Linked DNA regions of Homo sapiens: all the other regions are linked to region 1. A link is a loop called in an ENCODE intact Hi-C map of the cell type or tissue named here. Cell type or tissue: ascending aorta. All regions are shown on one strand.

The links. A loop is a pair of places that touch in the nucleus more often than their neighbours do. Peaks named below come from ENCODE experiments on the same cell type or tissue, not always from the same donor. Only the 100,000 strongest peaks of a DNase experiment are listed, where the experiment ranks them.
Region 2: it touches region 1 in a loop (2.9-fold over the local background); 13 of 110 quality-filtered maps call a loop at or near these places.
Region 3: a loop joins it to region 1, with 3 times the contacts of the local background. A loop is called at or near these places in 3 of 110 quality-filtered maps.

Annotation. Positions count from the first base shown.
Region 1 is chr1:230,211,542-230,219,541 of GRCh38, reverse strand. All of the region lies in intron 3 of GALNT2 (polypeptide N-acetylgalactosaminyltransferase 2), which reads right to left. Among named protein-coding and RNA genes, the nearest start is that of GALNT2, 150 kb to the right of the region's middle. In ascending aorta, a CTCF peak has its summit at 4,270; DNase peaks (open chromatin) are centred at 4,301 and 7,601; H3K4me3 peaks cover 965 bases; H3K27ac peaks cover 8,000 bases.
Region 2 is chr1:230,101,188-230,109,187 of GRCh38, reverse strand. All of the region lies in intron 1 of GALNT2 (polypeptide N-acetylgalactosaminyltransferase 2), which reads right to left. Among named protein-coding and RNA genes, the nearest start is that of GALNT2, 38 kb to the right of the region's middle. RefSeq lists enhancers at 3,433-3,502, 3,469-4,190, 3,562-4,761. In ascending aorta, CTCF peaks have their summits at 4,221 and 4,535; DNase peaks (open chromatin) are centred at 3,187 and 4,347; H3K4me3 peaks cover 1,565 bases; H3K27ac peaks cover 4,495 bases.
Region 3 is chr1:229,994,620-230,002,619 of GRCh38, reverse strand. No RefSeq gene overlaps it. Among named protein-coding and RNA genes, the nearest start is that of LINC01736, 4.1 kb to the left of the region's middle. In ascending aorta, no CTCF peak of the experiment used is centred here; a DNase peak (open chromatin) is centred at 3,505; H3K4me3 peaks cover 576 bases; H3K27ac peaks cover 3,260 bases.

The DNA of each region.
Region 1 (8,000 bases):
TACTGAGAGATCTGAGTAGGCAGGTCCAGTGACTCAGAAGGGAGGACAAGGGACTGGACCAAGAGTGGCAATGAGAGGAAGGGGTTAATTTGAGAGGGATGCCAGAACAGAAAGCCACCAAGGCCACTTGGGCAGCTCATGGTCCCACGCGCCAGTACACGTTGGCCAAGCAGAATTAGGCAACCAGGGCATTGCTTTATTCTAGCCCAGAGCAACATACGGGGAATTTTCCAACTTCAACAGGTGACACTTATATGTGAATATCAAGAACAAGTACCTTGGCCTTTGCACTTAAAGAATTACCAAGAATAAAAAAGATTTGGTTTAAAGGGCCATGGCAAAGATGCCAGAGGAAATTCAATCATCATCATAAAGAAGAGGCAACAGATAACAAACCCAGTGTCCCTTAAGCCAGCGGTCCCCAACCTTTTTGGCACCAAGGAACAGTTTCATGGAAGACAATTTTTCTACAGATGGTGGAGAGGGGAGATGGTTTGGGATGAAACTGTTCCACCTCAGATCATCAGGCATTAGATTCTAATAAGGAGCACACAACCCAGATCCCTTGCATGTGCAGTTCACAATAGGGTTCGTGCTCCTATGAGAATCTAATGCCCATGCTGATCTGACAGGAGGCGGAGCTCAGGCGGTAATGTTTGCTCATCCACTGCTCACGTCCTGCTGCGTGGCCTGGTTCCTAACAGGCCATGTGTCACCACTGGTCCACGGCTTAGGGGTTGGGGACTCCTGCTTTAAGCCTATTTTGGTAACCAGAAATACCTCCACATTTAAAAATACACATTCAGGGATAGATAACAAAGTGATTTTAAAACCATCCATAAACATTGACAATCTCAACTGTGTAACTTCTCCCCAGGCTTGCCTCCTGAATTCCAGATTTTTGTATATCTTCATCCACCTACTGGACAGTTCCACTTGGATGAAAACTTCCCTCCTAATCTTTCCAGCAATGCTTCCTGAATAGCAGCTAGTATTCGTTTAGTACTGACTATGTGCCAGCCACTGTGCTAAGTCACTTACAGGTGTTAACCCATTTAGTCCTCACACGGCAGCCCATAAGATGAGTATTATCATCACCCTTAACTTATATCACGAAGGAGCTAACTGACACGCCAAGATCGTGCAGCTGCTAAAGGGATAACTGGGATTCCAACATGGGAGACCTGGTGCCAGCATCCACACCTTAACCAGGAGGTTGTACTGCTCCCTGCTCAGCAAAGGACAAGTCCATTCTTCAAGTTGCTTGGTTAAGAAACTCAGTGGCATCCTTCAGCCCTCTCTTCTTCACATTCCACATCCGATTCAGCATATCTTGTCATCTCTACCTTCCAAAGGCATCCAGAATCCAACCACCTCTCACCACCTCCATTGTTAGTCCCCTGTTCTTAGCCACTGTCATCTTGGCTGGATCACGGCAACAGGTTTCTCTGCTTCTGGCCTTGTATTTCCCACCCCACCCCCAGTAAACCTGGTCTTATCACAGCAACCTTTTAAAAAACTGACCCTTTAGAGGCCTAATTCAGGTCATGCTGTTCCTCTGCTCCCAAACCTACAATGGCTTCCATCTCACTCAATGGCTGCTACAGTTTGAATGAGTCTCTTCCAAAATTCAGGTGTTGCAACTTAACAGCCAATGTAGTGGTGACAGAACCTTTAAGAGGTGATTAGATAATGAGGGCTTTTCCTTTGTGAAAGGAATGAAGACCCTTTAAAAGGGCTTAATGAAGGGAGTTTGTCCCTTTTTTGCCTTTCTGCCTTCTGCCATGTGAGGATACAGCATTTGTCCCCTCTGGAAGATCCACTGTTCTTGGCGCCATCTTGAAAGCAGAAACCAGATTCTCACCAGACAATGTGAGCCCTGCCAGCTTAAAGATCTTGGACTTCCCAACCTCCATACTATAAGAAGTAAACTTCTGTTCTTTGTAAGTTACCCAGTCTCAGGTATTTTGTTATAGCAGCACAAAACGGACTATGACAGAGACAAAGCCAATGCCCTTACCATGCGCCTCCAGGCTCCTAGGGCTTGGTGCCTTGACTCCTCTCAGACCTCACCTCTTTCTACTCTTCCTCATGGCCACCTGCCTAGCGACTCTGGCTTCCTGCTGTCCTTTAGATAGGCCTGGCACACTACCTCTTTGGGGCCTTTGCCCTTGCCACCTCCCCTGATGAGAACTCTCTTCCCAGTTATTCAAACGCACACTCCCTCGTCCCTTCCCTCAGGTCTTTGCCTAAACACCTTCCTGTCAGTGAGATCTTCCCTGATCACCTGTTTAGTACTAAAACCCTTGACTCTTTCACACTCCTAACCTCCACCGCTTTTTTTTTCTCTTCTGTATTTAACATGCTTTTTAAAAACCACATAATTAATGATTTATTTTATTGTTTTCTCCCCCATCCTCTTAATGTGAGCTCTATGACGGCAGAGTTTTTTTTTAATGTTTTGTTCACAGCTGTTTCCCCAGTGACCAGAAAAACACCTGTCATGTAGTTAGCACTCAAATCTTTGCTAAATAAATGCATAAATCCAAGAATAAAAATAAATCTTCAGTGAATATAAAACTTTAAATCCAAGTACAATATTCCTATTGGGATATTTCCTTTTTTAAATAACTTGAATTTCCAAAGAGGTGTGGATTTTCTCACATTATTGTCAGATGAAGAAAATCATGGCTTATTCAATATAGTTAAGATAGTCGTTACTATAAAAGTCTGAACTTTAAATTTTACAGATGGCAGTGGAGATTATGGGCCCTCATAGGTTCTACCATTAACATTTAACAACTCCAGAGTACAGGCCAGGCATGGTGGCTCATGCCTGTAAACCCAGCACTTTGGGAGGTAAAGGCAAGAGGATCACTTGAGGTCAGGGGTTTGAGGCCAGTGTGGGCAACATAGCAACACCCCATCTCTACTAAACAATTTTTTAAATCAGCTGAGTACAGTGGCGCACACCTGTAGTCTTAGCTACTCAGGGGGATGGCTTGAGCCCAGGAGTTTGTTACGGTGAGCTATGATCACATCTCTGTACTCCAGCTTGGGCAACGGGGTGAGACAACTCCAAAGTATATGTGAATTGTCAGTTACACCAGTGAACAGATCGGTGTTTTGACTTAATAATGAATGTACCATAAACTGACAATGCTGCTTCTTTTAAGTTCATTAGAAACATCACAAGTAATCTCCGAAACCATATTCAAGTGAAATACGTAGCCTAAATGACAAAAAAAGTTAAAATAAATTTTACAGTATTTTGACTGTTTCCTAAAATATACAAAACCCTTCCACTGAAAAAGAAAGTTGTTCTTTCAGTTTCATGGTTCCACGACGGGGGGCAAAGTGATGGGTTTTAAATGGATAGTTGAAGTAGGACAGTTTGTTAGGACTCGAAGATTGATCTCATTTATCAAGCAAAACTCTGTTGACTCCATTTTTCCTGGTCTAATTTCTTTCTGAAATAGGTAGGATCACTGCTTCACAGCTATTTCCACAACTGTTTTTGGTTCTATGATAAAACAATCCAATACCATCTCAGTGTGACAGAGGCATTCACATACTGGAAGCTGAAAGTCTGCCAGCCATGTCACACACATTTTGAGAGCAAAGTGTAACAAAATAACAGTTCATTCTTTACTTAAAGCTGATATATATACAAGCCACTAGTCACTATATTAATGTCCTGAATTTGTGTAATTAATGTATGTAGTTTATGTGTACATCTGAGCCTAATAAAAATGCTGTAAGACAGGCCAGGCAAGCATGATTATTGTTTTACAGATAAGAAACCCAGGGTTTACAGAGATTATTTTAACCTCAGTCTGGGAGCTAACAGCTGGTTGAGCTATTAATAAAAGCAACACATCCCAACTTCAAGCCTGTATTTCCATTTACTCTCCTTCGAGATAGACATTATTGCTCAGGGCAAAATTTATAAACTGCCAAATTCAGAGTGGATTTGAATTCCAAATAAAACACTCAGGTGTTTTTCCTGCTTCCAGTGACAGTAAAGTTCCTTGCTGTAGACCAACCTACTCACTAAAAGCAACCAGAAATTCGGGATGAAATACACTGAAGAATCTATTTGAAGGCACTAGAGAGCTAGCAAAGCAGCCAGGTGTGAGGTCAGGTTTCCAGAAAGGAGAAGCACCTAGAGAGGAAGGCCAACATTCTCTGATCCTCTTCCCCTCAAACGGCATAGAGCCAAACGGCCGACTGAGCCGAGCAGAAGCGATGGTCTTGTAGGTGCAGAGCCAAGTGAAAGCTTCTGGAGGTGCTGTGGAGCTGTGGAGGCCAGAAATGGACTTCAGGGCTTGCTGAGGAAACTGGGCTCTGATACATATCCCAGACTTCCAGGTCGAATCCCACAGGGCTACTTCCTAGTGGCAAAAGAGAACTGGAAACTCACCAGCTCTCTCACAAAAGACCGAAACCCAGCTTTATACCAGCTCAATTCCAGACTTGATTAAGGTGACCTGCCCTATTTTAACTGCCTGCCAGAGAACAAAACTAAATCCTCTTTGGAGGAAAAAGTCAGTGAGAGCCCTGAAATATCTCGGTATTTATTCATACACAACAAAACACAATCACTGAAATGAAGAATTCAGCAGTGGATTTAAAAGCAGACTAGACAGAGCAGAGGAAAGGATCAATGAACAGGAAGCAGGCCAACAGAAATATATCCAGACTGAGACACAGGGAATCAAAAAGAATAAAAAGTACAGAAAAGAGCTTATGAGGGACAGAGGAAACGCAGAATTATCTAACAAAGATGAAATTAGGGTCTCAGAGGAAGAGGAGACAGAACTGCAGCATGGCAAAACTGACAAGGCATGAAGCTCAAGAGTCAGGAAATTCCACAAATCCCAAACAGGTTCAGCACAAGGAAAACAACTGCTAGGCATATTATGGCAAAATTGCTGAAAAAAAGAAATATCTGAAAAGGCAGCTGGAAGGAAAAGTCAAATGTCTTCAAAAAGAACAAGACTAACGGTAGACATTTCGCCAGAAACAACAAAAAACAGAAGACAACTGAAAGACAACGTAAAGGTGCTGACAGTCACTGTCAACCCAGAATTTCACAGTCAGTGAAAAGACTCTTCAAAAACAAAAGTAAGCCGGGCGTGGTGGCTCACACCTGTAATCCCAGCACTTTGGGAGGCTGGGGTGGGCAGATGGCTTGAGGTCAGGAGTTCAAGACCGGCCTGGCCAACATGGTGAAGCCTAGTCTCTACTAAAAATACAAAATTGGCCAGGTATGGTGGTGGGTGCCTGTAATCCCAGTTACTTGGGAAGCTGAGGCAGGAGAATCACTTGAACTGGGGAGGCGGAGGTTGCAGTGAGCTTAGATCACACCACTGCACTCCAGCCTGGGCAACATGAGCGAGACTCCGTCTCAAAAAAAAAAAAAAGTAAAGTTAAGATGTTTTCAGACAAACAAAAGGATACAATTCATTGCCAACATACTGGGACTAATAGAAATACTAATGAAATACAGAAGGAATATGGTCTTAGGTAGAAAAATAGAAATATAAGAAATGAGGAGCAATGGGAATATAAATATGTGAATAAATCAAAAGGATATTTACTGCATAAAACAATAAAAGATATCCTATAGAGTTTATAAAGAAAGAATTAAGCTAAATGACAACAAGAGCACAAAGGGCTGAAGGTAAGTGGAAGGTAAATTATTAGAAGGTCTGTGCATTGTCTAAGAAGTAATAAAATTATTCATTTACATTAGGCTCTACATGTGGACTTACTAGTCAAGAATTTAGCAAACCAACAGAGAAGAAAAAACGTAGGAGGATGCAAGGGAAAAAGAAACACAAAGCAGGTGGAACTAAGAGAACACAACCAGTGAGATGTTGGTGTTAAACCCCAATAAACTAGTACTTACATTAAATGTAAAAGAACTAAATACACCATATAAAAGATAAAGATTGTCACAGCAGATGAAAGTCCAAAATCCAACTATAGGCTACTTACAGAAGATACACTTTAAATATAAGGACATAAAAAGTTTGAAAGTGAAAGCATGGGAAAATGTATACCATGCAAAAACATGAAACCAAAGAAAGATGGTGCAGCTCTACTGATATTGTAAAACAAGAAGCATTACCACTGACAAGAAGTGCATTTCATAATGATAAAAGGGCCAGTCTACTAAGAAAATAACAGAAACTCACAAACAGGTCTAAAATAGAAAGAACAGAGCTCTGTTGTAAATGGTCTAGAGGTGGTTAGGTTATCCTTACTAGGCTACGTAATTGCCTGTTTCCTTGTCTGCCTCTCCGGGAAGACTACAGTTTCTTGACAACAAAGACGATCCTCATGGTCATCACTGCATTCCCAGGATGATGGCAGAAAGAAAAGACTAAAGAGTAAAGAAAGCAAATCACACAACTCATTTAGCATCATTGTGCTTTTGCCCAAACCATAACCCAGAGTTACAGATGGGGAAACTGAGCCACACATGTGGGCAGCCACTCAGGGGTTAAGCTTTGAGAATACGTTTGCTAATGATCTTTGAAAAGGAGACTTGAAACGGGCCCTTCAGAGATGCCAACATCGACACAAACGAAATCTCTACAGTCAAATCAATACAGTCTACTTATACCAGTCTCAATGCATTCTTTAATTCAGACAGAGAGAAGGCCTGAAATAGACCAAAAAAAAAGAGGAAACATATCAAGGGAAGAAAAAGAACGGTCTGTGGTTGAAACCAGAAGTTGGTTTTATAAAGACACAAAAAATAAAAACAAAACATAAACAAGCACGCTGATGAATAATGACATGGCTTTGGTGTGAACTGTGCATATCAGATGCAAGTTACAACCTGGGATGAGTTGGTGGGGGACCCGTTAAGCAAGGAGCCATTATTGCTGGCCACTTCCCACTCCCCACATCTCGTATATCTCGCTGAGCCTGCCAGCACCCTTCCAACAGCAGGCAGAGATGTCACACTGACAGGCAGAGATGTCACACTGACTGAACACACAAGCAGTCTCACTTCCTGAACGGCATCAGCAATGTTCCAAGGGAACAGAAATAGAGTGCACTCTTCCAATACATTTTCTTCGAGAATCTGAAGCTGGAAAAAGAAAAACAACCCCATTTCTTCTCCATTTCTCAGCATCCCATCAACGTGTGGCCAGCTTCCCTTAGGAGGTTGTTTGGCTGCAAGTTACCAACACCCATCTCTTCCATTTTTTAGGTGCATTCAGGCCTCATGCCAAGACTCATGCCTAAAAGCCGGGAGTATGAAAGACCCTCTGAAGAGCGGACAGTAAGGGAGCCACAACTGTTAGACAGAACCCTGAGCCCAGGATACAGAGTGCTCCAATTCCTCCACCAGTGAGCCCTGTTAGAACTCAGGCAAGTGGCTCACCTTTCTCGTCTGCCTCATAGACAAGTGATAAAACTTCATGGCTTAGTAACTGTAAAATCCCTGGGGACTAAGGCTCTCTAGATACAAGGTGGTGCCTTATGAGGCCCCGGGATATCCTAGCTGCCTGCCTCTCCCCAAACATGTTCCAACCGACAATGTGAAAAATGAGAAAAACAACCTCTGCTCTGCAAACTGAGCTCACATCCTGCCGAACCTGACTCCTGTGTGCAACTCTTCTACTTTCTGGAAGTGGGGTCTGAGTTCCGAGCCTTCTGGGAACTGGTATACGACATCATCAGAAGTATAGCATCCCTACCCACTTTACAGGAGTGTGATGCAGAGTAAATAAAATTTTTTATTTTTAGAGATAGAGTCTCACTCTGTTGCCCAGGCTAGAGTGCAATAGCATGATCATAGCTCACTGCAACCACAAACTTCTGGGCTCGAGTGACCCTCCCCTTTCAGCCTCCCAAGCGGCTGGGAGTACAGGTGCACACCACCACACTAGAGTAATTGTTTTTTAAGATGGGGTCTCACTATATTGCCCAGGTTGGTCTCAAGCTATCCTCCTGCTTCAGCCTCTCAAAGAGCTGAA
Region 2 (8,000 bases), 110 kb after region 1:
CTCCCAGGGAGACCCCCATCAGAGGGCAGAGCCTTCCAACGCCCAGGGGAGGCTACTGGTGGAGCGGGAATTCAACTCAGTGAGTTGCTGCCAGCAAAGTGTTTAATGAGATAGAGAAGAGTAGGATAGTCCATCTAGAAAACGTTTGCACTGTTCGCGAAACTTTGTTTCTAACATATATATCCTGCTCTACATCTCATCCTGTTATTCAGATGGTCTCCAACTTACCATGGCTCGACTTAACAATTCTGACTTCACGATGGTGCGAAAGCAATATGCCTTCAGTAGAAACTGTACTTCAAATCTGGAATTCTGCTCTTATCCTGGGCTAGCGATATGCGGTCGGATAGTCTCTGACAATGCCGGGCAATGTCAGTGATTCACAGCTCTCAGTCAGCCACACGGTCACGAAGTTAAACAACTGATACCCTACAGTGTGCGGTGCTGTCAGCATTGTTTGGATATGACTTGCCCAATTGCAGGCTAACGTTTAAGTGCTCTGAGCACAATGAAGGCAGGTGAGGCTAAGCTATGATGCTTGATAGCTTAGGTATATCAAATGCATTTTCGACTTCAGATGTTTCCAACTTACAGTGTCTTTACTGGGACATGATCCCATCATAAGCTGAGGAACATCTGTGCATAAATCTCATCCTTATATATCCCATCAGGGATGGATGCTCCTCGACTTACAATGCGCCACATCTTGGTAAAGCCACTGTAAGTTGAAAATACCATTATATCAGAAGTGCATTATGGACTTAGGATATTTTCAACTTATGATGGGTTTATCGGGACATAGCTTCATTGTTAATTGAGGAACGTACTGAACGTGTATCACTTTCACACCATCGTAAAGTTGAAAAAGTGTAAGCGAAACCATCCCCAGTCAGGGACTAAGTGTATCATCTTCAAAACATGAGGAAAACTTCCTAGGAGAACTTTATTATGAGCTTGCTTGTATGCCCAATTAGAAGTGCTCTTTCAGGACTGTGCTCTTTCAGGACTGTGCCTATTGCTTCACAGGCAAACCAGTTCCACGTGGCTCAGGGTGCAAGCTCCTGGCAGCAGAGCCTGCCTTCTCCTTCTGTGTTTACCGTGCCCAGCATCCCTTCTCATGCAAGCCAGTGAGCCCTATGAATGAGTCTGCCCAAGCCTGGGCAATACCTGTGACCCCTTTCACAGCATTTTATGATGCACGCAGGTAACATTCACCTGTCTGCACCCGCACAGAAATGGGGATCCAGATGTGCCCACAGCTGCAAAGCTGGCAGTGCAGGCAAGGTGGCCTAGGATTCTCAACTCACAGCATGGCCTCCCTGAAAGGCAGCCTCACCCACCAGCACCCCAAGTCTTAGCAGTCCCTTGACTCTAATTTTTAATGTCTTGAGTGTGATAAACATCGTCTAGGAAGATTTCTGTTTTAATTATTCACTTAAGCCACCCTCCAAAATTCCTGCTAAAGCACCAATATGTAAACCACTTTTAGTCACAGGAAATAGTTCTCCTTTCTTTAATCCATGGCTTAAACCAACCAACCAACCACACACACACACACACACACACACACACACACAAAGTCCATGAGAAGAAATGAGAATTTTTTTTTTTTAACATTCTTGCTCTGTCACCCAGGTTGGAGTACAGTGGCACAATCATAGCTCACTGCAGCCTCAAACTCCTAGGCTTAAGCAATGCTCCCGTCTCAGCCTCCCGAGTAGGTGGGACTACAGGTGTGTGCCACCACACTTGGCTAATTGTTGGTTTGTTCTGTTTTTGTAGAGACAGGATCTTGCTCTGTTGCCCAGGCTGGTCTCGAACTCCTGGGCTCAAGTGATCCTCCTGCCTCCTCAGCCTCCTAAAGTGCTGGAATTACAGGCATGAGCCACTGTCCCTGGCTGCGAATTCATTTTTTCCCTCAGTAGAATCCCTCCCAGTCTGTGTAAGTGGCTGATTCTCCTGCAAGGAGGAAGTCACCATCTGGATTCATCAGTCAGTGCCTGAGGCTGGCGTCCTTCCTTATCTCTGCAAGTCACCTCACTATGACATTTAAGATTGTCTATTCCAAAAGCACTCATCCTGCTGACGAGATGCAACTTCTGAAGACAGCACCTGCGGAGCGTGGAATTCCTCTGCACTGCAGTCTAGCTCTCGGAGCCAGCTTCCTTCTGTCCAGCCCCGGGACTCGGGAGTCAGATTGCCTGGATCCTCAAGGAATGCCTCCATTGCTACAAGGAGCCCATGGGCCTCTGCCTTATCACTGAAAATATGGGGGAAATAATAGTGCCCTTTTCACAGCATTGTTTAATGACACGGTGCATATAAACAGAATGAACTTAAACATTATCATCCAGGCTAAGGCACCTGTGAGCATGAAAGGGTGTATGTTCATCCCCACACTGGGCAAGACACACTCCAGCACTGCCCAAGCTCACCAGCACGCACTGCCTGCCTGCTTACTGCAGCCTTAGCACAGAGCTTAGCAAGTGTAGCTGCTTAGGGCTAATGACAGGAGAGGCCAAACAATAATATCAACAAATGCACTCTTACGAATGCCTGCCATACAGCAAATGCTCCATAATTATGCATTACTGTTCTATCATCCTGTTCCCATCTCAACCTCCAAAAGCCTTTGATGTAAAATAAAATGAACAGTCTCCACTGCCTCACAGATGGAATTAAAGCTAAATACAAAACTAGAAGCCCTAAAGTCACAACCTCAGGTGGCTGGGTTTCCGGGTCAGTGGGCCAGACCAACAGCAGTTTCAGCACACTGCCGGAACTCAGAGCCTCAGGTGTTTAGGTATTCATTCCAGGCCAGGAGGAGGCATGGCTCCTGGAAGCAGGCACTAAGCCTGTCATCTCCATTCAGTATCGTTTCTCAGATTCTCAGACTGAAATCTTTAGGCAATTGCATGCCATCCTCCATGGGCACAGTCACCCTTATACAGAGAGATCAACTTGCTGCTCAGAGATACACAGCTGATCAGGGAATACAAAACTTTGCTATCACTCCGAAGTCCAGGAAACAGAGCGGACAATGCCTGGAAATTCTGCACTGCACGGCCATGAGCAAAAAGAGTTGGCATACCCTCATGCACTGTGTCACCAAGTGGTTAATATGCAACTATTGCACAAGACCTGCTTCTAAGAAGTCAAGTCCGAAGACCGGACTAAAGAAATGAATCATCTTTACCGAATTACTACAATCACTATGGAGGCCCAGAAATGTTGAGTAAAGGTGAGTGGGAAGAGGCTGGAGAGATGAAAGTGTGCATGCTGACTGGCAGATACAGCGCTGGATCTGGCATCAGACAGGACTGGTCTGTCCCCACCACTTCCTAGTTGTCCATCTTGAACAAGTCTTTTGACTTCTCTCTGGGTGCCTGTGCCCCAGTTTGTATAATGGATATAATCATGCTTATGAGCCAACAGGACATGAACCTTGATGGAGAATGCAAACACAGGTGCTCACGTTCTCTGAAGCCCCACAGTGAGACAGCACCGACAGACGCCCTCACTTTCGAATGCTGACATTTATGCAACTCCCACCTCATCCGTGCTGACCACTGCGAGGAAGAAGGTGGGACACAGAGACTCTATGTTCCCACAGGAGCTTACACAAGAGCAACACGGTTCACTGAACCGCAGGGACCATCAACTCTAGGGAGCACCATTAATTTTGTGTGCCACTCAGGAAGAAAAACACGATCAATGAAACCCTGAAACACCATCCATGGAAGATGCATCCTGATTTCAGACATGTTAAAACATGAGAGGCGGGGGAAATGTGCATTGTAGAATCAATGATATGGTGCGACAAGAGCCCCCAGTGGGCCCCAGAGCTCGGCTCTGGTCCTGACCAAACAATGTCTAAAACCAGCTTGAGTCCACAGAGCAGTGGGTGTTCAGTTTGGCTGCTCTTCAATAACCCTGGGAACCTGTTTGCATTTCAGACTCCCTGTCCCTCCTGGAGAATGATTCAGTTGCTCTGAAAGGAGGTCTGAGCACCTCTCTAACACATCCTGTCTGTGCCAGCTGGGAAAAGGAAGGCTGGCTAAATAGCAGAATGGATCTAACAGCACAGCAGCTTCCCTTCCACACCCCCAGCCTCTGGCATCAGTACGCTCCTTACAGGAAGGGCCCCAAACAGAGCCGAAGGTGTGGTCTGAATCCACAGCGCCACTGTGGCCCTCCTGCCTACATTCCATTTCTGCTGTTTCTCTGACACTTTCCCCCACTCTGATTCATTTTCCGAGTATGCAGTTGCAAAACCTACGCTTAGAACGGGGGGACTGCAAGCGTCCTGTGTGGCATTTCCCTAAGTCAGCTGTGACTCAGCCTGGCAAGGGCCCAGGTGCCTTCAGAGTGGCTTCCTGCAAAGACCAGTAATGACGGGCCAGCCGCTGCACTCAGGCACATGAGCCAGCACCTCTGCGACTGAGATCCAGGGAAGGAACGGGATCGCCCTCCTACCTCCCAGCACTGCAAATGTCATTTACATTTTGAAGCCACTGGGGACATGGGTGGAACTCTGTGAGCTGGTGAATTACGCATTCCAGGATTTCTGAAGCCTATTAAGAAAGGAGAGCCAGGGTGGGCGGCCATCACGAAGCAGCTCCAACCACCTGTTTCCCTCCTCCCGCATTTCCCCCACCCAGCACATCACATTTATTTTATGACTCGGTGCATCCAACAAGGCACGGCTTTTAAAGCTTCCCATTTCTGATGCTACAGAGCCAGGAAACCAGGAATCAAGATTATCAGGCTAAAATACAGCCGCCTCTCTTTGAGGCCCACCAGCTGGTTCTGAGAACCTACTGCACCACCATGGAAAAGGGATTCCCTAGCCTTCTCTACCCAAATACCCCAGAAGATAAGATTTCAGCTTTTTAAGATAGTGGTTCCATTAACCTTTGGAGAAAGGAGGAGAGACCCTGTTCGGGGAGCTCTATGCCAAATAAAGACAGAGCCAACCTCCCTGCCTCCCTCGGCCCCCCACCACCCCAGAACCTACTGACCCTTGCAGAGCCAGCCTGCTGACTCCTTTGGAGAGAACCATAAGAGAAGCTTCAGGACGCTCAGGAGTTAGAGGGAAAATGAAGCCATTTACCAAACAGAAGCACATGACTGCCTCGCACTCAGTAAGCACAAGCTGAATCAATTAGTTAATTAAACCTGATACGGGGCTCTGTGGGGTTAAGATCTTACACCCTGAGTAAGGAACACTGCTGAAGAAGGAAACAGTCGCTCTGGGAGATGCTGCTACCAAAATCAGTGGAAGGTCAGGTAGGAGCAGCTCTCACGGAGTAAATGACTAGGAGAAGGGGAGGAATGAATAACAATCCATTACCTAATAAGGGGTTTGTCTAAACCAGCTAACTTGTTTCAGAATTGAGGCCAAAATCAGGGTTAGCTGCAACAGTGCCTACATGATAATTATGTGCTTTTTTTTTTTCCTTTTGGCTTTGTGTGTGTGGTTTTGGAGGGATGGGTTCTTTCATTTTCTGTTTTTGTGTGCCACCTACTTGTCTCCTTAGAACCACAGACAAAATCCTGCAAGAATCTCTTTCCTGGGAGCAGAACTCATGCCCTGGTGAGCCCCACAGACACAGACTGCCTCTGCAGCCTGGTGGCATCTGCCCCAGAACCAACCAGAAAAAAAGGTGACTTACATTTCTTTCCAACCACCAAGGCTGAAGATGGAAATCTGTTCACAGTTGCAGATGTTGGCTGGGGAGAAAAGGGGGGCTGCTGCAGGAAGGCATCTGGGTGCTCAACACTGTGGCTAATTATTGCTGAATAAAAAATAATCATCTTTGCATGACTGTAGCAAGGTTGCTCATGGATACAAAGTATATTAAGGTGAAGACAGTAAACACCACACTAAAGGTCTCATGATGTGCAAACTGAGATTCCATGAACGTTACTAAAATCTATTACGGGGATTTTGGACTGACTCCTTGAAATCCAGGGAACAATTATTAAAACATGAAAGGACCACAACTGTCTATTTCTGCAGATAGCTCCTTCTAGCAACTGTTTTCCTGGACTGCCTCACCTAGGAGGTAACAGAGGCTCTTTACAATTCCTCCAAATGCAAATTTGATAGAGTTATAGGAGTCTCTTACTGCACAGTGCTGTGTTCTAAACACGATCTCAGCAAGGCCAATGGACCTCGGGCTTAACCTCAATATGAGCCTCAGTGAGTAAAATGTCACTACTGGTCACATGCAGAGTCATCAAACAACACTCTCGTCCATGCTACCTTCTGAGTATTCTCCAGTCTTCACCCATGGCCCCGCCTCTCCACTGCCCCTGCAAAGAAAAAGTCCTCCATCCTTGCCCTGCCACAACTACTGGACATCTTCAACCTTTCCACCACCCAAGACTCTGTTATTTACCCCACAGAATCTGTTTCCATCAATGGCTATGAAAAAACAGAGAGTGATTTAATCTGTTCGCTTTTTTTTTAAGGCCATCAACTGTCCTGAGTCATCACACTAAGTGTCTGTCATTCTAATTGGATGCAGAGGTGTTTTTACAATAAGCCTGGGCAGCTTTATGTCAAATCAATGAACAATTTCCAACCACCATTTGTAAACAATAATAAATCAAGGACTCTCGAAACGGAACCCCCAAGGTATAAACGTTCCCCTACAGAAGCCCATCTGCTGCAAGCTCTTCCAGAAAATAAACCTGGAATTCTAAAACCTAAAAAAGGAAATGATCCATTTGGGCTTACAATTTCAGAGACACAACTTCACTCTTGAAGACCAAAATTGCCACGTTTATTTTGATGCTGCCATTGCTGTCTCAAGCAGAAGCTCCCCTTATGTTGCTCTATTCCTGATTCACAGAATGAAAAACTGTACATTAGGCCAAGGGTTACTGAGCGCTCAGCATGCCGGGCCCTCGCAAGGCACTGGAGACTGCAGTGAACAAGACATACCTGCCCTCCTGGGGCTTCGTCTAAGCTCCCCTTTTCTGACTTTGAAAGGAAGCTTGTTTTTCAGGAGGGAAAAATCTTCTTCCAAGAGAACAGGCAAAGTTTTGAGCTTTGCATGCCCTTAAAACTTACTAGCACCTAAAATTAGCTTCTCTGATAGATGTGTCTTTGCACTTTACACAATGCAGAAGGCTCCCCAAGAAGGGCAAATTGTGCCCGCATCAACCAGTAAAACCATTCGGAAAACAAAGAGGAGAGCTAATTTTAGGAAGCAGCATTTTCAGTCCAACTACTTTTTGTGCTTCTGTCTGGCAAAGGGACAGAATAGAAGATAAGGAAACTGCCCCCACTAAATCTCTCCTACGGACTGTCCTTACTACACATCAATCCTCTCCCAGGCCAATTGCTCCAAATTACCAGAGGAGGAGGCCATCTTATACGTTTCATGATGAAAGAGAGGGCAATTCTCAGGAGGAACAAGAATAATTATACACAACAAAAGCAGGAACAGTAATCTGTCATAGATTTACAGAACACACAGTTCCACTTAAGATACATTTTTCCTCCATCACTCTTATGTTGTTTATTAAACATTTACTTTTGGCCCAGAGTTTGGCTGATCAGGACCTGAAAAGTTGTTAAAACACCACTGGGACTGTGTCAAGAATCTTTTAAATCATCTAAAAAAGGTATTTGTTTATCTGTCTTGACAAACTGAGAATGTACTCAGCAGGCTTAAGAATTTCAGTTCAACAAACACACCTTGGCACCTGAGGTGCTCAGGGGTGGGAAAACTGAGTGTGAAGAGACGGGCACACGAGTGACCAGAACACGGGGGCATCCGACAGGAGCTGGGCATAAGCTCCAGAGGCCCTGTCCCCTTGAAGGAAGAAAAGGACTGGCGGTGGGAGAAGATGCTTGTTTAACATTTATGGAAAAAGCCAGAATTACAATGAGGCACCCTTGCCATATGACACATTTAGGAGTATGTAGAATACACGCATCTATACAGGCATACACATATGTGTATGTGTATATCCAGTCATGCATC
Region 3 (8,000 bases), 220 kb after region 1:
AGCCTGTGCCACTGGGGCTTTGTTGCGAAATGTCCACCAACCCCACCCTTGTCTGAAACAGTACCATCTCCCACTTCCCTACTCTTACTCTCAAAGTTTGAGTTTGTTTCTTTTCAAACTCACAGCTTTTGCAAACCACTGGAGGGAAGAATTAATCTGGAATGTTAAGCCTCTCAGTGTATTTGGCTCTGCCTGCAACCTGGAGGAGTAGAATCGAGCTCCAATCTCCTTGTTCCTGGGGAGATTGTAGCTCAGCTTAAGACTCATGGCTGCAGCCTGGTGCCACCTCCTCACAGACTGGGCATGACCTGTGTCCTTGCTCCTCCTGCTGCACCTGCAGGGGGGCCTGGGAGGTGGGACCCCAATCATGATTGCAGTTACGGACAGCCTGCTATGTGCCAGGTGTTGTGGGGAGTGCTGGAAACATGTCTCGTCTCAGAAAACTCACCATCAGCCTTGTGTATGTTTCTCACTGAGGAAACAGAGGTTCAAATTGTTAAGTGGTTTACCCAAGGCACATAGAAGCCCATTCTGTCTGACTCCAGGCCTGAGCACTTAATGGGACCAGGTTTTAGGGCCAGAGTGCAGAGGCTCCCTTGGAGGGATCAGAGCCAGAGGGCTTGCCTTCTAGAAACTTCTCTTCTCTCTGCAGATGTATTGCAAGACCTGAGATCAGACACTCAATCTCCAATTTACCTTTATTTTCTTGCCTTGGACATAGGGCGCTGATGCTAGCACTCTACCAGCTCTCCTGAATCCCAGCACCTTCGTTTCCTAACAGCCAGCATCATGGTCTCAAGATGTAAAGCAATGGTCTGACCCCTGCACTCGAGCCTGGGAAACTGTGGTGTAGAAGTTGGCAGCAGGACCCTCGGACTGGTCTGCCCAAGGTCTAAATGCTGGCTCTACCTTTGACGTTCTGCATGCTCTAACTGCTCCGTGCCTCAGTTTCCTCATCTGAGAAATGGGGGTGTGAGGGGCTGAATCATGTCCCTCCAAAATTCACGTGTTGAAGCCCCAACATACAGCACCTCAGAATGTGACCATATTTGGAGACAAGATCTTTAAAAAGGTAACCAAGTTAAAATGAGATCATTGGAGTGGGCCCTAGTCCAGTATGTCTGGTGTCCTTGTAAGAAGATGGGGACACACAAAGAGCCCCCAGGGATGCTCACACATTCAGAGGGAAGACCACGTGAGGACACAGGGAGAAGACAGCCATCTGCGAGCCAAGGAGAGAGACCTCAGGAGAAACCAACCCTGCCAACACCTTGATCTCAGACTTCCAGCCTCTGGAACTGTGAAAAAATAAATGTCTGTTGTTTAAGCCACCCAATCTGTGGCACTTTGTTATGGCAGCTGGAGCTGGCTGACACAGGGAGTGTTTAGAATCATAACTATTTCAGTACCCATTCTGGTTATGTTCATTTTGGAACCAGACTGCCTAGGATCAAATGCCTGCTCATGCATTTACTTATTCTAAGCTTTAGTTGTCCAGTCTGTGCAATGGGGATACTCATTGTGCCTGCCTTGCAGGGTTGCTAGGACGTTTAGAGAGCTCATGTACATTAAGTGCTGAAGATGGCAGAGTTAGCAAATGTCTGAGCGGGAATTTGATCCCAGGTAATCCAATGCCAAAATGAATGCAACCAGAATGACTCTATGGCAAGTCAATATTGTTTAATCATAAACTGTATCTCCCTAGTCAATAAAAAATGAACATTGTAAAAATGTAGAAATAAAAGTAAAATTGCTCTCTGGATGTCACTTGTAGCCAGAACATGACTTTTCTTTGGCCAACGAGCCCTGGAGGAGCAGGAGGGCTTTGTGGCTGTCTGCCCACTCTTTCAGCTATTTGCGTCTCATAAGGAGCTCCCCAGACTCAATCCTCCGCTGCCTTCCAGCTAATCCACAACACAGAACTTCCAGAGAAAATAACTGCAAAACCCCGGTGTAAACAGGAATGATTTACTAATGTTAGGCAAACATTGGCAATGGGACCCAAAGTAGCACTGGACATTGCTCATGTGTCAAATGGAAGCAGTTTCTCTCATGGCTCCTAAGGCATATGAGTTTCTGGAAGTTGTGTTACTCTTTTTTTTTGTTTTTTGACATTCTCACTCTGTTGCTCTGGCTGGAGTGTAGCGACGCAATCATAGCCCATTTTAACTTTGAACTTCTGGGCTCAAGCGATCCTTTCCACCTCAGCTTCCCAAATAGCTGAGATTATAGGTGTATGCCATAATGCCAGTTAAGTTTTAAGTTTTTATGGAGACAGGGTCTTGCTATGTTCCTCAGGTTGGTCTTGAACTTCTGGCCTCAAGCTATCGTCCCACTTTGGCCTCCCAAAGCGCTGGGATTACAGGTGTGAGCCACCATGCCCAACCTGTGAACTCTTGTAGACTATTCTGATGGAGCATTACAGAGGTACCTGATATAGCAGTGGTGGGCATGTTGGGTGAGTCTCATTACCTGTGCAGGTGCTGGGGACAGGTAAGCCCACTTTAATTAGAAACAAGCCTGGCCCTGGGTTGAATCTCTATCTAGCTCCTCTGAAGCCAGGGTAAGCCTTTACTCAGATGCTACATCCCACTCTGTTTGGGAGCTGAGAAGTGACCACATCAGCAAAGTCCAAGCCTTTCCTTAGCCCTACCAAGTGGGTTTCACAAAGGAGGCATTCCCGTCCAGTGAGGGAGGTTGAGCCTCCCCTCTGACTGGCATGCGGTTCCCCCAGGTTTGGGCCTTGGCTACATCTGGGAACATTGCTGCTACATACTGGAAGCATCACAAAAGCCACACTCAACAAGCATCCGCCGACTCTACCAGTTCCTTAGTTAGATTTAAAAAGGAGACCTGTGCTTCCTGTTTCCCGGCTGAGAAAGGCCGCTGTGTCTTCTTATATTCTTATTATTCCCAAAGGGCTGAGTTCTCCTCACTTTCTCCCACCTCCCCTCCGAATAAATAATTCACCACGGGGCTGAAATAAAATATGTAGTCAAAAGAGAGGGAAAGCAAGGGAGCAGAAATCCTGCAGCCTTGATTACAGTGTTAGCTTCTGCGAAGGCTGTAGTAAAGTCTGCATGGGGTGGGTGTCCCAGCAGGGGCCGGTCACTAGGAGCCCGCACTCCACGGCTCTTCCACTGTCACTCCATTTCCTCATTTTCAGCAATGACATTTCAGCCTCTGAGTGGAGGGCAGGTATTTGTCGAGGCAGCTCAGCAAATACATTTGACCTTTAGAAGAAAAAAAATAAGAGATCAGGAGACAGAAGAGAGGGGAAGAAATTCTCAGTGCATTATTTCCTTTTCTCCCTTTGGCAGAACAAGTGCTGAGAAAGAATTGCCAAGAGGCAGCGTCTGCTCCAAGTGTAGCGATTTAGTACGAATTCATGATTTCCCTTTTCCTTATTTCCCTTTTGATTAATCATGGAAAGGTCTGAATGTTTTCGTTAAAGAATTATGGCCCAGAACTTTCCTTGGCAGTCAGTTGCAACTGCTTCTAAAAAGGTTCTTGTAGTTCTTTGAGGCTGCTTCTCAGAGCGTTGGAAAATGGTGCATAACCAAAGTGACTCAGGCCTCTTTCAGGGAAACTGGGTAATATTAATTCTCCTATTTCACAGCTGCAAAACAAGAGATGAACTGAGGTTAAAGGCCCAATTCAAATAGCTCTAGCTCACGTATCATGGGGTCTGGAGATTTAAGGGGAGTACATAGGGAAGGAACAGAAAACAGACCCTGGGTTGAGGTGGCATCTCCTAAAAATTGTTATCGCACCTATTAAAGCCTTTATTTCTCACCTTATTGGTGAGCAAGCAACAGGGCAGAGATGTGCTGCTTCCCTGGTGACCACTCTTGCCACTGATGGGGCCATGGAAGAGCCACTAGACCCGGCTGGGCACAGTGGCTCGGTCCTTTAATCCCAGCGTTTTGGGAGGCTGAGGCAGGAGGATCACTTGAGCCCAGGAGTTCAGGGCTGCAGTAAGCTATGATTGCACCATTGTCCTCCAGCCTAGGTGAGAGAGTGAAACTCTGTCTCAAAAAGGAACCACTAGATCTAAAGCCAGGAGACCCTGCTCAGCCTGGCCTGGCTTCCAAGGCCTAACCTCTACTTCTCAGAGTGACTCGGGCGAGTAACTGCCCCTTCTCTCTGGACCCTCACAGTAGGGAGGGCTCAAAAGTTCTGCATGATAGTCGCTGGTCATAGCAATGTGGCACCACCTCCCCTCAGCCCTCCATAATTCACTTATGTGTTCTTGGACAGATCATGATAGCAAATACTTTTATGGCATTTACTCTGTGTCAGGCTGTACACTAAACCTTTGCATATATGCATGAATTTTTTTTTAACCTTACAACAAGTAGTGGTATTAACATTCCCATTTGCAGATGAGGACACTGAGGCACAAAGACATTGTGAAACTAACAGATTAAGAGTTTAATGCACAAAGAGATCACCTTCCCAAACTCACACTACAGTGCGGAGCTGAGCGAGGCAGCCTGGCTCCAGCGTCAGTACCTTGCCCTGATAGCTCTGTCCTCTAGCTTGATAGCTCTGTCTCCCATCTGCCCTCCTGGGAGGCTACTGGGGTCAATAGTCTTTTGTGCATCTTTTCCAAAAATGTTGCATGGCATTGATGCATATAAATAGACACAAATACAAATTGTAGCATTTATACTCTTCCTTTTTGCACCAAATACAATGACATAATTTATTTTTTTGAAACAGAGTCTCACTCCATCACCTGGGCTGGAGTGCAGTGTTGCAATCTTGGCTTACTGCAACCTGCGCCTTCCAAGTTCATGCAATTCTCCCGCCTCAGCCTCCCAAGTAGCTGGATTACAGGCACCCACACAACCATGCCCGGCTAGTTTTTGTGCGTGTGTGTGTGTGTTTTTTTAGTAGAGATGGGGTTTTGCCATGTCGGCCAGGCTGGTCTTGAACTCCTGACCTCAAGTGATCCACCTGCCTTGGCCTCCCAAAGTGCTGGGATTACAGACGTGAGCCACCACATCCAGCCAATAACATGATCCTTTTATATAAACTCATATAGAGCTGCCACATTCTTTTTAACAACTGCATAGTATATTCCGTCATATAAACCATAATGTATAAACTCACTTCCTGATGCATATTTAGGTTATTTTCATTATTTTACTATTACAATGAATACAGCAATGACTATTCTTGTAGATATATCATTTTGCATTAAGTGCAGTTTGTACAAAATGACTGCCCCAAAGATATTCACGTTCTAATCCCTGGAACTTTTGAGTATGTTATGTTATATGACAAAAAGGATTATGTAGATGGAATCAAGGTTATAGACCTTAAGAAACCAAGGTTACCCAGGATTATCTGGATGAACAGCCTCATAACATGAGCCTTTGTTATGGTCTAAATATACGCATGGCCCCTAAATCGTATGTTGAAACCTACTCCCCAAGGTGATGGTATTAAGAGGCGGAGCCTTTGGGATATGATGATGTCATGAGGGTAGAGCACTCTTGGGGTTAGTGCCCTCGTAAAAGAGGCCTGAGACGGCTGGGCGCAGTGGCTCATGCCTGTAATCCCAGCACTGAGAGGCCGAGGCGGGTGGATCACCAGGTCAGGAGATCAAGACCATTCTGACCAACATGGTGAAACCCCCTCTCTAGTAAAAATACAAAAAATTAGCTGGGCTTGGTGGCATGTGCCTGTAGTCCCAGCTGGCTGAGGCAGGAGAATCGCTTGAACCCAGGAGGTGGAGGTTGCAGTGAGCCGAGATCAGGCCACTGCACTCCAGCCTGGGTGACAGAGCGAGACTCTGTCTCAAAAAAAAAAAAAAAAAGGCCTGAGGGAACTTGGTTGCCCCTCCCACCACGTGAGGACACACAGAAGATACCATTTCTGAGGAACAGGCCCTGGCCAGTCACTGAATCTGCTGGTAAGGAAGACCTTGGACTGCCCAGCCTCCAGAACTGTGAGCAATAAATTTCTGTTGTTTACAAATTATTTTACCAAGTCTCAGGTATTTTGTTATATCAGCCCAGACAGACTAAGACAGCCCTTCAAAGCACAGAGCTTTCTCCAGCTGGAGGCAGGAGGGATGAGGGAATGCCAGAGAGATTTGAATCATGAGAAAGACAACTCACCATGGCTGGCTTTGAAAAAGAAGGATCCTTGAGCCAGGGAGTGTGGGAAGCCTCCAGATACTGAGAAACAGTCCTGGCTGGCAGCAGCAAGGGATCAGGGACCTCAGTGCTATGATTGCTTGGAACCAAGTTTTATCAATAACCTGAATGAGTCTGCAACTGGATTCCTCACAGGGCCTCTAGATAAGAGCCCTGGTCAGCCAACACCTTGACTTTAGCCTTGTGGGATCCAAAGCAGAGAAACCAGCTGAGCCATTTGGCTTTCTGAGCCATAGAAATGTGAGATAATAACTTTGTGGTTTTTTAAACACGAAATTTGTGGCAATCTGTTACAGAAGCAATAGAAAACTAGAGCACTGCTGATTACTTACAAGTAGAATAGCTGAGTCAAAGAGTACATGCATGGACAGATACTGGCAAATAGCTCCCCTTGAACTGAGACCTGCCTGAAGATACCTACCTTCTTGGAGCCTCACTTTCTATACCAGAAAAATGGGAATAACAACAACCTTGAGGCTATTGTAAGGATGAGAAAAACACACACACACATTCATATGTGTATACACACGCATGTATGCATACTTACATGTATGAGCATTGTATTAGTTCATTTTGCATTGCTGTAAAGGAATACCTGGGGCTGAGTTATTTATAAAGAAAGAGGTTTGTTTGGCTCACAGTTCTGCAGGCTGTACAAGCATGGTACCAGCATCTGCTCAGCTTCATGGAGGACTCAGAAGCTTTTACTCATAGGTATAAGTAGTGGTCCTTCTACCATGTGCACACACACGTATATTAGAGAGAACACTTCCACACTTTGCTTCTCGTAGGTGTGTTAGGTTGTTTTTGCATTTCTGTAAAGAAATACCTGAGGCTGGATGATTTATAAAGAAAAAAGGTTTATTTGGCTCATGTTTCTGCAAGCTGTACAAACATGGCACCACCATCAGCTTGGCTTCTGCTGAGGACCCCAGGAAGCTTATAATCATGGTAGAAGGTGAAGCAGGAGCAGGCACATCACATAGTGAGAGCAGGAACAAGAGAGCAAGGAGGAGGGCCCAGCCTTTTTAAAACAATCAGACACTGGGTGAACTAAATGAGCAAGAACTCACTTATCACCAAGAGGATGGTGCTAAGCCATGCATGAGGGAGCCACCTCCGTGATCCAAACACCTCCCACCTCCAACACTGGGAGTCACTTTTCAACACGAGATTTGGAGGGGACAAATATCCAAACCATATCAGTAGGTCTTCCATAAGTGACAGTTACTATATAGTTTCAGAATTAATTAAAATGCATCTGAACATTGTAGCCAACAGTTTACAGATGGAAAACTAGGCTCAAGATCGTCAGGTGATATGCCCAGGGTCAGGCCACAAAAGATGTGAACCATTATCCCCTCAACCCCAGCAGGGTGTGTTTTCACCCTGCTGACCTTGTCTCCAGATGCCTGGGGGCAGTGACAGGCCCCCTTTCAGGGAACAGGTGTCCTTTCCAGGTTGAGCACTGTTCCACACAGCCCATTAACATAGTGTCGCAGCCTGTCCCCGGGGGGATTACAATGTTCTCCCTGCCGCAGAATTCTAAAGGTGCCTTGTATTTTCTTGTGGTGCAAGGATTTGAGTGATGAAATACAGACTTCAACAAGAAATGTTGCCAAGACAACAAGGTTGCAGAACCAAGACTTTTTCTTTCTTGGAAAGAAATAGAAAGGATTATTATAATTTACCTCTCTTTGGGGGCAGGCCAGACTCTGGATAACATGAAACTTGAGTTGAACCATTTTTAGATTATTTATCTAAGTGGCTTCCAAATTTCATTTCACATGCTGCTGTATCAGAGTCACCTGGGGTGCTTGTTGGGAACCC